Regions from separate parts of the Homo sapiens genome. Here region 1 is linked to region 2. Evidence: read pairs that join two places in POLR2A ChIA-PET (ENCODE). Cell type or tissue: PC-3. All regions are shown on one strand. Links, peaks and the distances in the headings refer to the core of each region. The heading gives the core; the rest is flanking DNA. Region 1 overlaps GFAP (glial fibrillary acidic protein). Region 2 has its middle 35 kb from the start of ADAM11.

Evidence for each region. ChIA-PET counts read pairs that join two places held together with the same protein. Peaks named below come from ENCODE experiments on the same cell type or tissue, not always from the same donor. Only the 100,000 strongest peaks of a DNase experiment are listed, where the experiment ranks them.
Region 1: POLR2A ChIA-PET joins it to region 2 with 9 read pairs; 5 of 35 experiments call an interaction of 5 or more read pairs at or near these places.

Annotation. Positions count from the first base shown.
Region 1 is chr17:44,907,730-44,912,110 of GRCh38, reverse strand. It overlaps GFAP (glial fibrillary acidic protein), which reads left to right. Exons shown (of 9, transcript NM_002055.5): 5 at 314-439; 6 at 655-875; 7 at 1,453-1,496; 8 at 3,962-4,047. Among named protein-coding and RNA genes, the nearest start is that of GFAP, 5.6 kb to the left of the region's middle. RefSeq lists a silencer at 536-605 and an enhancer at 816-925. In PC-3, for the core only: a CTCF peak has its summit at 851 (motif pointing left); a DNase peak (open chromatin) is centred at 2,320; H3K4me3 peaks cover 235 bases; H3K27ac peaks cover 1,614 bases.
Region 2 is chr17:44,791,300-44,795,680 of GRCh38, reverse strand. It overlaps a transcript of GJC1 not described here. Among named protein-coding and RNA genes, the nearest start is that of ADAM11, 35 kb to the right of the region's middle. In PC-3, for the core only: no CTCF peak of the experiment used is centred there; a DNase peak (open chromatin) is centred at 590; H3K27ac peaks cover 1,186 bases.

The DNA.
Region 1 (4,381 bases), core at 174-4,173, 120 kb before region 2:
AACACACAAAACACCCAGGCCTCCGCTCGCCTAAGACGACAGCGTTCAGTCCCGCAGATGCAGCTGTCAGTGTGGAAGGTTCTGGATTCTGTGGCACTGTTCATTCATTCGCTTGCTGACCAGGTGTTGTGCTAGGTGCTGAGGTCTGGCAGCCCGCTACCCTGCCCGCATCCATGGGTCACAGTTGTTGGGAAAAGTCCCAGCCAGGGCCAACGTCCTGGGGTTAACTGGGGTGCTGCTCACCTCCCTGATTTCCCAGAGCCCGTGCCTGCCCATGGGCCCACACAGCCCCCCATATGTGTCCCCCACCTAGTTTGCAGACCTGACAGACGCTGCTGCCCGCAACGCGGAGCTGCTCCGCCAGGCCAAGCACGAAGCCAACGACTACCGGCGCCAGTTGCAGTCCTTGACCTGCGACCTGGAGTCTCTGCGCGGCACGGTGAGCGCGGCCAGGGCAGGACGGGGACGGGCGGAGCAGGGACGGCCACCCCAGGAGATGCCAGGGGAGAAGGGCCAGGGACGAGGACCTGGGTCGAGGGCGGGGCCTGAACGTTACCCCCGGGCTAGAGGCGGGGCCTGGGGCCGGGGGCCGGGCCTCGAAACCTCCCCAAGTCGGGTCGGGGCTCCGCGGGACCGGCCGGCTCCATCCCACAGAACGAGTCCCTGGAGAGGCAGATGCGCGAGCAGGAGGAGCGGCACGTGCGGGAGGCGGCCAGTTATCAGGAGGCGCTGGCGCGGCTGGAGGAAGAGGGGCAGAGCCTCAAGGACGAGATGGCCCGCCACTTGCAGGAGTACCAGGACCTGCTCAATGTCAAGCTGGCCCTGGACATCGAGATCGCCACCTACAGGAAGCTGCTAGAGGGCGAGGAGAACCGGTGAGCCCTCATCACAGCCCCTGGGGAAGTCTCCCTGCTGCCTCACGGTAGAGCTCATCTTGCTCCCTTCAGGGACTGAGTCTTTTTCAGCCTTGTGTGCAGATCCCTTCCCACCTCAATGCCCAGCACAGTGCCTGCCTCACACATAGCAGGCAGTCACTAGATGTTTGATGACTGAATGGATGGATGGATTCAACCAATATTGATTAGGCCTCAAGGCCAAGGACTTGGGTCACCCTCCAAACTAAGAGGCATACTCCCCATCTTCCCAGCCAAGATTGGACTCCTCACCTCACCCATCTCTTCTGCCTCCTTGGAACTTTCTTCACCACTTTCCCCTCCCTTTTCCATCTTCCTTCAGATAGACATGCGCCCCTCCCAGATAACACTCAAGCCCCTTGCAGACGTTTGGAACTCCAGATAGCACGTTGGCTGCTGGGGAAAAAGCTAGGAGATGGAGTTAGACTTTCCTGGCAAGGAAAAGGGCGTTCAAGTTGTCATGATGGCCCCGCACCAAGACCCAGCCTAGGGGTGTCCCAGGCAGCCCGGGCAGCCCTCTCCCTCTGCTTTCTTTCAGGATCACCATTCCCGTGCAGACCTTCTCCAACCTGCAGATTCGAGGTCAGTACAGCAGGGCCTCGTGGGAAGGGCACTGGAGTCCTGCCCCCTCCTCCAGGGCCTGTAGGTTGCTCCAGACTGGGACTGAGGATCAGGGCAAAGGGATCCAGCTCTCCCTGGGGGCCTTCGTGACACTGCAGCGCTCCTAGCCAGAGCCTATCATACCAGGGTACTTCTAGGTGGGGCTTGCAGCTGCCCCTGTCCTGCTAGGCCCTGGTCCCTCTTCCCCTCCCTGCACCCCATTCGACAGCAGAACTGGGTGAGAGCTTGACATCTGCCCTGTCTGCAGATCCCTGAGCAAGCACTGCCCTTCTGAGTGTTTTCTGTTTTTGTTTTTTTAACTGCTTGTCACTACAGGGGGCAAAAGCACCAAAGACGGGGAAAATCACAAGGTCACAAGATATCTCAAAAGCCTCACAATACGAGTTATACCAATACAGGCTCACCAGATTGTAAATGGAACGCCGCCGGCTCGCGGTTAGCTGCCTGCCTCTCAGACACGGCGCTTTGCCCAGCTTGACAGGGAGTGAGCCTCACCCACCCCATCCTCCCAATCCCCCTGAGTTCCCTCTTCCCAGGCTTCCCCTAAAGGGCCTGGACTGCGTCATTTTCCCAGGAACTGCAGTGCCCAGCCCAGGACGTGGTACAGAGTAACTGTACATTAAACTGGCAGAGCTTGTTAGTGGTAAAGGTGGTGAGTCCTTGGGTGCGCAGTGGAGCTGCTCTGGGGCCTCTGAGCAAGCAGCAGCCTCTGTCTCACCTCTTCCTGTCACTGGGAGGGCCCCTTGGGTCTCGCTGTGCCTGGACGCCAGGCTCTCTGCTTTATTCTTTCATCCCTGAGGCTCCATCGCTCAGCTCAGTGCTGACTCAGTTCAGAGGATTCTTCCCTCAGGACCGCAGCTCTTGCAGTGAATAAAGTTTTATGTTCCCTGCTCTTAATGTTAAATATTAGTGAATGTGACGTGTTATATTTTTCTCTCTCGGGCGGGGCGGGGGGAGGGGGGAGCTAAATTACTTTTTACTTGCATTGGCCCTGAAATGATTCTTAGCTAAGGAACAAAATTCCTCTTCTTCTGGACTAGAATATTTAGGACCACTAGATATGCATGTCTCAGGACTTAATTCAGCATCAGAAAGGCTAACCAGGCTGACTAGTAGAGGTAATACTGCCAAATCCTAGATAGTCACAGGTCACTAAAGCACAGATAAATGGCAGAGAGAAGTAGGAAAGAGGAAAGGGGACAGGAAAGGGACCTATGTGTATTGAGCACTAATATGTGCCACATGTTTAACAGCCTTTATTTTAGTTAATTGTCTCCTCTCTCCCACCTAGAGAAGTAGGCCCCATCATCCTTATTTTACAGATGAGGAAACTGAGGCTGGGAGAGGTCAATTAACTTGCCCAGAGTCATGTGGCTGGTTGGTGGCTAAGTTGGGACTTCTTGAGCTCTGGTCTCCTGATCCTTCCTTCCTTCCTTCCTTCTTTTCTTCCTTCCTTCCTTCTTTCCTTCCTTCCTTCGGCAGAGCGTCCCTCTGTCACTCAGGCTGGAATGCAGTAGTGCAATCTTGGCTCACTGCAACCTCCACCTCCCAGGTTCAAGCAATTCTCGTGCCTCAGACTCCCGAGTAAGGGGATTACAGGTGCGAGCCACCACACCTGGCTAATCTTTCTTTTTCTTTCTTTCTTTCTTTCTTCCTTCCTTCCTTCCTTCCTTCCTTTCTCTTTCCTGCTTGCTTGCTTGCTTGCTTGCCTGCTTTCGACGGAGTCTTACTCTGTTGCTCAGGCTGGAGTGCAGTGGCACGATCGCAGCTTACTGCAACCTCCGCCTCCCAGGTTCAAGTGATTCTCCTCTCTCAGCCTCCTGAGTAGCTGGGACTACAGGCACCTGTCACCATGCCTGACTAATTTTTGTATTTTTAGTAGAGACAGGGTTTCACCATATTAGTCAGGCTGGTCTCAAACTCCTGACCTCAGGCGATCCACCTGCCTCGGCCTCCCAAAGTGCTGGGATTACAGGTGTGAGCCACCATGCCTGGCCTATTTTTTGTATTTTTAGTAGAGGTTTCACTATGTTGGCCAGGCTGGTCTCGAACTCCTGGCGTCAGGTGATCCACCTGCCTCAGCCTCCCAAAATGATGGCATTATAGGTGTGAGCCACCGCACCCCTCCTGGTCTCCTGATTTCAATACCGTGCTGGGTTTTCAGAAAGCCAGGTGCCAGGCCAGGGCTTGCAGAGGGGCTGAAATGAAGCCAGGCCAGAAGACAGAGCAGCCAGGACTCTGGCAGCAGCACTATTGGGATTTGGGGGCTCTCCAGCCCGTTTGGAAGAGCCTAGGCTCTCTCTGCTCGGTTGCATAGGTTCTCATACTCATGATGGGGAGGGGGGTGCGATGGGGAAGCCGGGCATGGGAGAGGATGGCTCATGCCCTGAAAGTCCATGAGAGGCCTCCTCTCCCCACATCTGCAGAAACCAGCCTGGACACCAAGTCTGTGTCAGAAGGCCACCTCAAGAGGAACATCGTGGTGAAGACCGTGGAGATGCGGGATGGAGAGGTAAGGAGGGATTTGGGCCCAGTCAGGCTCTGGCTGGCCCCAGGGATTCTCAAGGCCAGGCCATGGAGGAAAGCCTGGGGCTGGCACATAGAAGGTTCCCAGCAACTCCCAGTAGCTCCCCAGGGAATTCTGGAGGAGAGCAAGGAAACTGAATGTAATTCCGTTTCCTCAGTCCCTCCATAGGCTGTTCTAAGGGGAGCCTTGGTACCAAAGCCACTAGATGGGATCCTAATACACACTCTCTCTTTCTCACCCTCAAACTCGGGGGCCTTGCTTGCCAGGGAGAGAAAGAGAATTAAAGTTAGTAGCTTTCACTTCCAACTCTAGCAGACAC
Region 2 (4,381 bases), core at 263-4,262:
AGCCCCACAGCCTGCCCATCTGTATGCTCACCTAGAAGTTTGAGGTTTGAGCAGCAGGGCACTGAAGAAGTGAGCCACTCTCCCATTGCACACCCTGCAAGGGGACAAGGGAACTTTTCCTGTTTCATCATGAAATAATGGATTTAGTGGCCGGGAGGGGTGGCTCGCGCCAGTAATCCCAGCACTTTAGGAGGCTGAGTCGGGTGGATCACGAGGTCAGGAGTTCCAAGACCAGCCTGGCCAAGATGGTGAAACCCCGTCTCTACTAAAAATACAAAAATTAGCTGGGCGCAGTGGAAGGCGCCTGTAATCCCAGCTACTCGGGAGGCTGAGGCAAGAGAATTGTTTGAATCTGGGGCAGGAGGGCAGAGGTTGCAGTGAGTCAAGATCGCACCACTGCACTCCAGCCTGGGTAACAGAGTGAGACTCCATCTCAAAATAAATAAATAAAATACGCATTTAGCACTTCGGGATCATGACTATGACTAGGCCCATGTGAAAAGAATCATCTCACCTTGTATGTAAGCAAGAGTTGGTGTCATTACTTAGATATTTCTCCTTCCTACAGTTAATGACATCTTGGAGGAACTTAGAAACAGGAAGTGACTCAGGATTGGGAAGCACCAGAAAAAGAGCTGCTGACATGACATGGTGACAAGCATTCTTTGTCAATTGACTTTTTCTCCCGCCCCCTGGATCCTAAGGAAACGGCACAGCATTTCCTTGCCCTGCCCTTGACGTGCTATGCCTACTCTAAGCTAGATAGGGGCTTCTGAAAGAAAAACCTAAGGAAGCCCCCTGCTCATGCCTGGAGGAAAGAACTGCCGACTTTGTCTTTGCCCTCAGCCAAACCGCCACAAGTATCTTTGTCTGCCTGGCTCTCCTGGGGCCATCACAGAGGGCTGGGGATGCTGACAGCCGTAAACTCCAGGCGAGGCAGAACCAAGCAGCTGTTCATAAGCGATTTCAGTGCATGTCCAGTGACCCGAATGGGACCCGACCATGGGGAAAATGATACAGAACTAGATCGCTTTCTTTAAATTTTATTTTTAGTTTGTGTACTCCTATGGAAGTGTAATTTTATCTTTGTGCTGGGAACACTGAAAAGCACTGACGGGGAGCTCCTTTGGCCTGGCCCATTTTTCTGAAAGCACGTTGCAGCTGTGGCTTCTGCCCAGCAGGCAGAGACTGATGTTAGATCCTGTACCCAGCTGCTGCTGGGAGAAGGGACAGACTCAGCTTCTGACTGCAGGGGCATCTGCAGGAAGATCGGGGAAACTGAAGACACTTTTAACTGCAAAAGCCCTAGAAACAGTAAGTGCAAATTGTTCCGTGGATTGTTGACTTCACATTCAAACCATCGGGAAGTGATCGAGACTGGAAGCGTCGACAAGGATCCGCAGGGTCTGGGACCAGAGACCAGCTTGTGATCCTGCTGTGGAGTGCTAGGGGTCTGCTCTGGGGAGGGGGCTTTGGCCTAGAAGAGACATGGTACAGGGTGGGAACTGTTACAGTCATGCAACACTTAACATCAGGTGATTCTGTCATTGTACAAATATAGAAAGAACTCACACTAACCCATACAGCGTAGCCTACTACACACGCAGGCTCTATAGCCTATTGCTCCTAGGCTACAAACACATCCAGTGTGTGTCTATACTGAATGCTGTAGACAATGGCAACACAATGGTATTTATATATCTAGACATATCTAAACAAAAGGTACAGTGAAAGATAAAATATATACAGTATAAAAGATTTTTTTAAAAAGCTGGGTGTGGTGGCACACTCCTGTAATCCCAGCACTTTGGGAGTCCTGAGGTGGGAGGATCACTTCATCCCAGGAGTTCGAGACGAGCCTGGGCAACATGGCGAAAACCCATCTTGACAAAAAATACAAAAATTAGCCGGGTGTGGTGGTGGGCGCCTGTAATCCCAGCTATTCAGGAGACTGAGGCGTGAGAATCGCTTGAACCCGGGGGGCGGAGGTTGCAGTGAGCCAAGATCATGCCACTGCACTCTAGCCTGAGTGACAGAGTGAGACATTCTGTCTTTTTTTTTTTTTTTTTGAGACGGAGTTTCGCTCTTGTTGCCCAGGCTGGAGTGCAATGACGCGATCTCAGCTCACCTCAACCTCCGCCTCCCGGGTTCAAGCAATTCTCCTGCCTCAGCTTCCCGAGTAGCTGAGATTACAGGCACGCGCCACCACACCCAGCTAATTTTGTATTTTTAGTAGAGACGGGATTTCTCCATGTTGGTCAGGCTGGTCTCGAACTCCCGACCACAGTTGATCCGCCTGCCTGGGCCTCTCAAAATCCTGGAATTACAGGCTTGAGCCACTGTACCCGGCAACATTCTGTCTTAAAAAAAAAAAACACGGGCCGGGCTCAGTGGCTCACGCCTGTCATCCCAGCACTTTGGGAGGCCGAGGCAGGCGAATCACGAGACAGATCACCTGGGCAAGAGAGGGAGACTCCATCTCAAAAAAAGAAAAAAAGAAAATTAAGTCCCCCCCATGCTCCCGAGTCTTCTTACTCCTCATAGGTGACCACTGTTCAGTCTACCGTTTCTTCCCAGAAATATGTGCACATACAAGCATATACATATGTCTACTCTTTGCTTAGCAAACCATTTATTCAGCCAAATTACAATTGTTGTCTTTGATAAAGCAGGCTACAGACCTCCAGATCCTAAATTGGTGGCACCAAAATTAGAGAACTTACTTTGTCTTGAAGAGAACACTTGCAAATTGACCAGGAACCCCTACTGCCAGTGTACATGAATTAGACTTCCATAAAGATTATAACTTAGGTGCCAGAATACACATTTTGAAATGAATGTAGGCCATCTAAAGGCATTTTTAGCTTCTAAACATTAACTTTATGGGGGCATAATTTACAGACAATAAATATACCTGCTTACAGTACATAGAGTTCAATTAGTTTTTGTTTTGTTTTGTTTTGTTTTGTTTTGTTTTGTTTTGAGAAAGGGTCTTGCTCTGTTACTCAGGCAGAAGTGCAGTAGCATGATCATAGCTCACTGCAGCCTGGATCTCCTGGGCTCAAGTGATCCTCCCACCTCAGCCTCCCAAGCAGCTAGGACTACAGGCACATGCCACTACATCCGGCTAATTTTTAAATTTTTCTGTGGATATGGGGTTCTCACTGTGTTGCCCAGGCTGGTCTTGAATTCCTGGGTTCAAGTGATTCTCTTGTCTCAGCATCCCAAAGTGTTGAGATTACAAGTGTGAGTCACTGCACCCAGCTGACTTTTTTTTTTCCCACTGTAAATACCATTGCCTTCTTTTGAGGGGGTTATTCTGAGTTTTAATTACTTATTGTTTTCTGGTTATGAAGATACTACAAGTTCCTTATTTTAAAATAGAGACAATTCAGAAAATAAAGAGAAACCAAAAGACATCAATAATTGCTCCATCCCTCAAAAAAAAAAAAATTTGGCATTATTAGCATTGTCTTTTTAAAAGCATATATGTGGCCGGGCATGGCGGCTCATGCTTATAATCCTAACATTTTGGGAGGCCAAGGCAGGAGGATAGTTTAAGGCCGGGAGTTCAAGACCAGCCTGGGCAACACAGCAATTCTCCCATTTCCACACACACACACAGTTTAGGCCGGGCCGGGCGTGGTGGCTCATGCCTGTAATCCCAGCACTTTGGGAGGCCAAGACGGGCGGGTCACGGGGTCAGGAGATTGAGACCATCCTGGCTAACACGGTGAGACCCCGTCTCTACTAAAAATACAAAAAAAAAAAAAAAATTAACCAGGTGTGGTGGTGGGTGCTTGTAGTCCCAGCTGCTCGGGAGGCTGAGGCAGGAGAATGGCGTGCACCCGGGAGGCAGAGCTTGCCGTGAGCCAAGATCGCGCCACTGCACTCCAGCCTGGGTGACAGAGCAAGACTTCACCTCCAAAAAAAAAAAAAAAATTTAGGCCGGGCATGGTGGCTCATGCCTATAATCTCAGCACTTTGGGAGGCTGAGGCGGGTGAATCACCTAAGTTCAGGAATTCAAGACCAGCCTGGCCAACATGGCGAAACCCCATCTCTACTAAAAATACAAAAATTGGCTGGGCGTGGTGGCACACACCTGTGATCCCGGCTACTCGGGAGGCTGAGACAGCAGAATTGCTTGAACCCAGGAAACAGGTTGCAGTGAGCCAAGACTACGCCACTGCACTCCAGCCTGGGCAATAAAGCAAGACCTTGTCACATACACACAAAAAATTGGCCAGGTGCGGTGGCTCATGCCTGTAATCCCAGCACTTTGGGGGGCTGAGGCAGGCGGATCACGAGGTCAGGAGATCAAGACCATCCTGGCTAACATGGTGAAACCCCATCTCTACCAAAAATACAAAAAAATTAGCT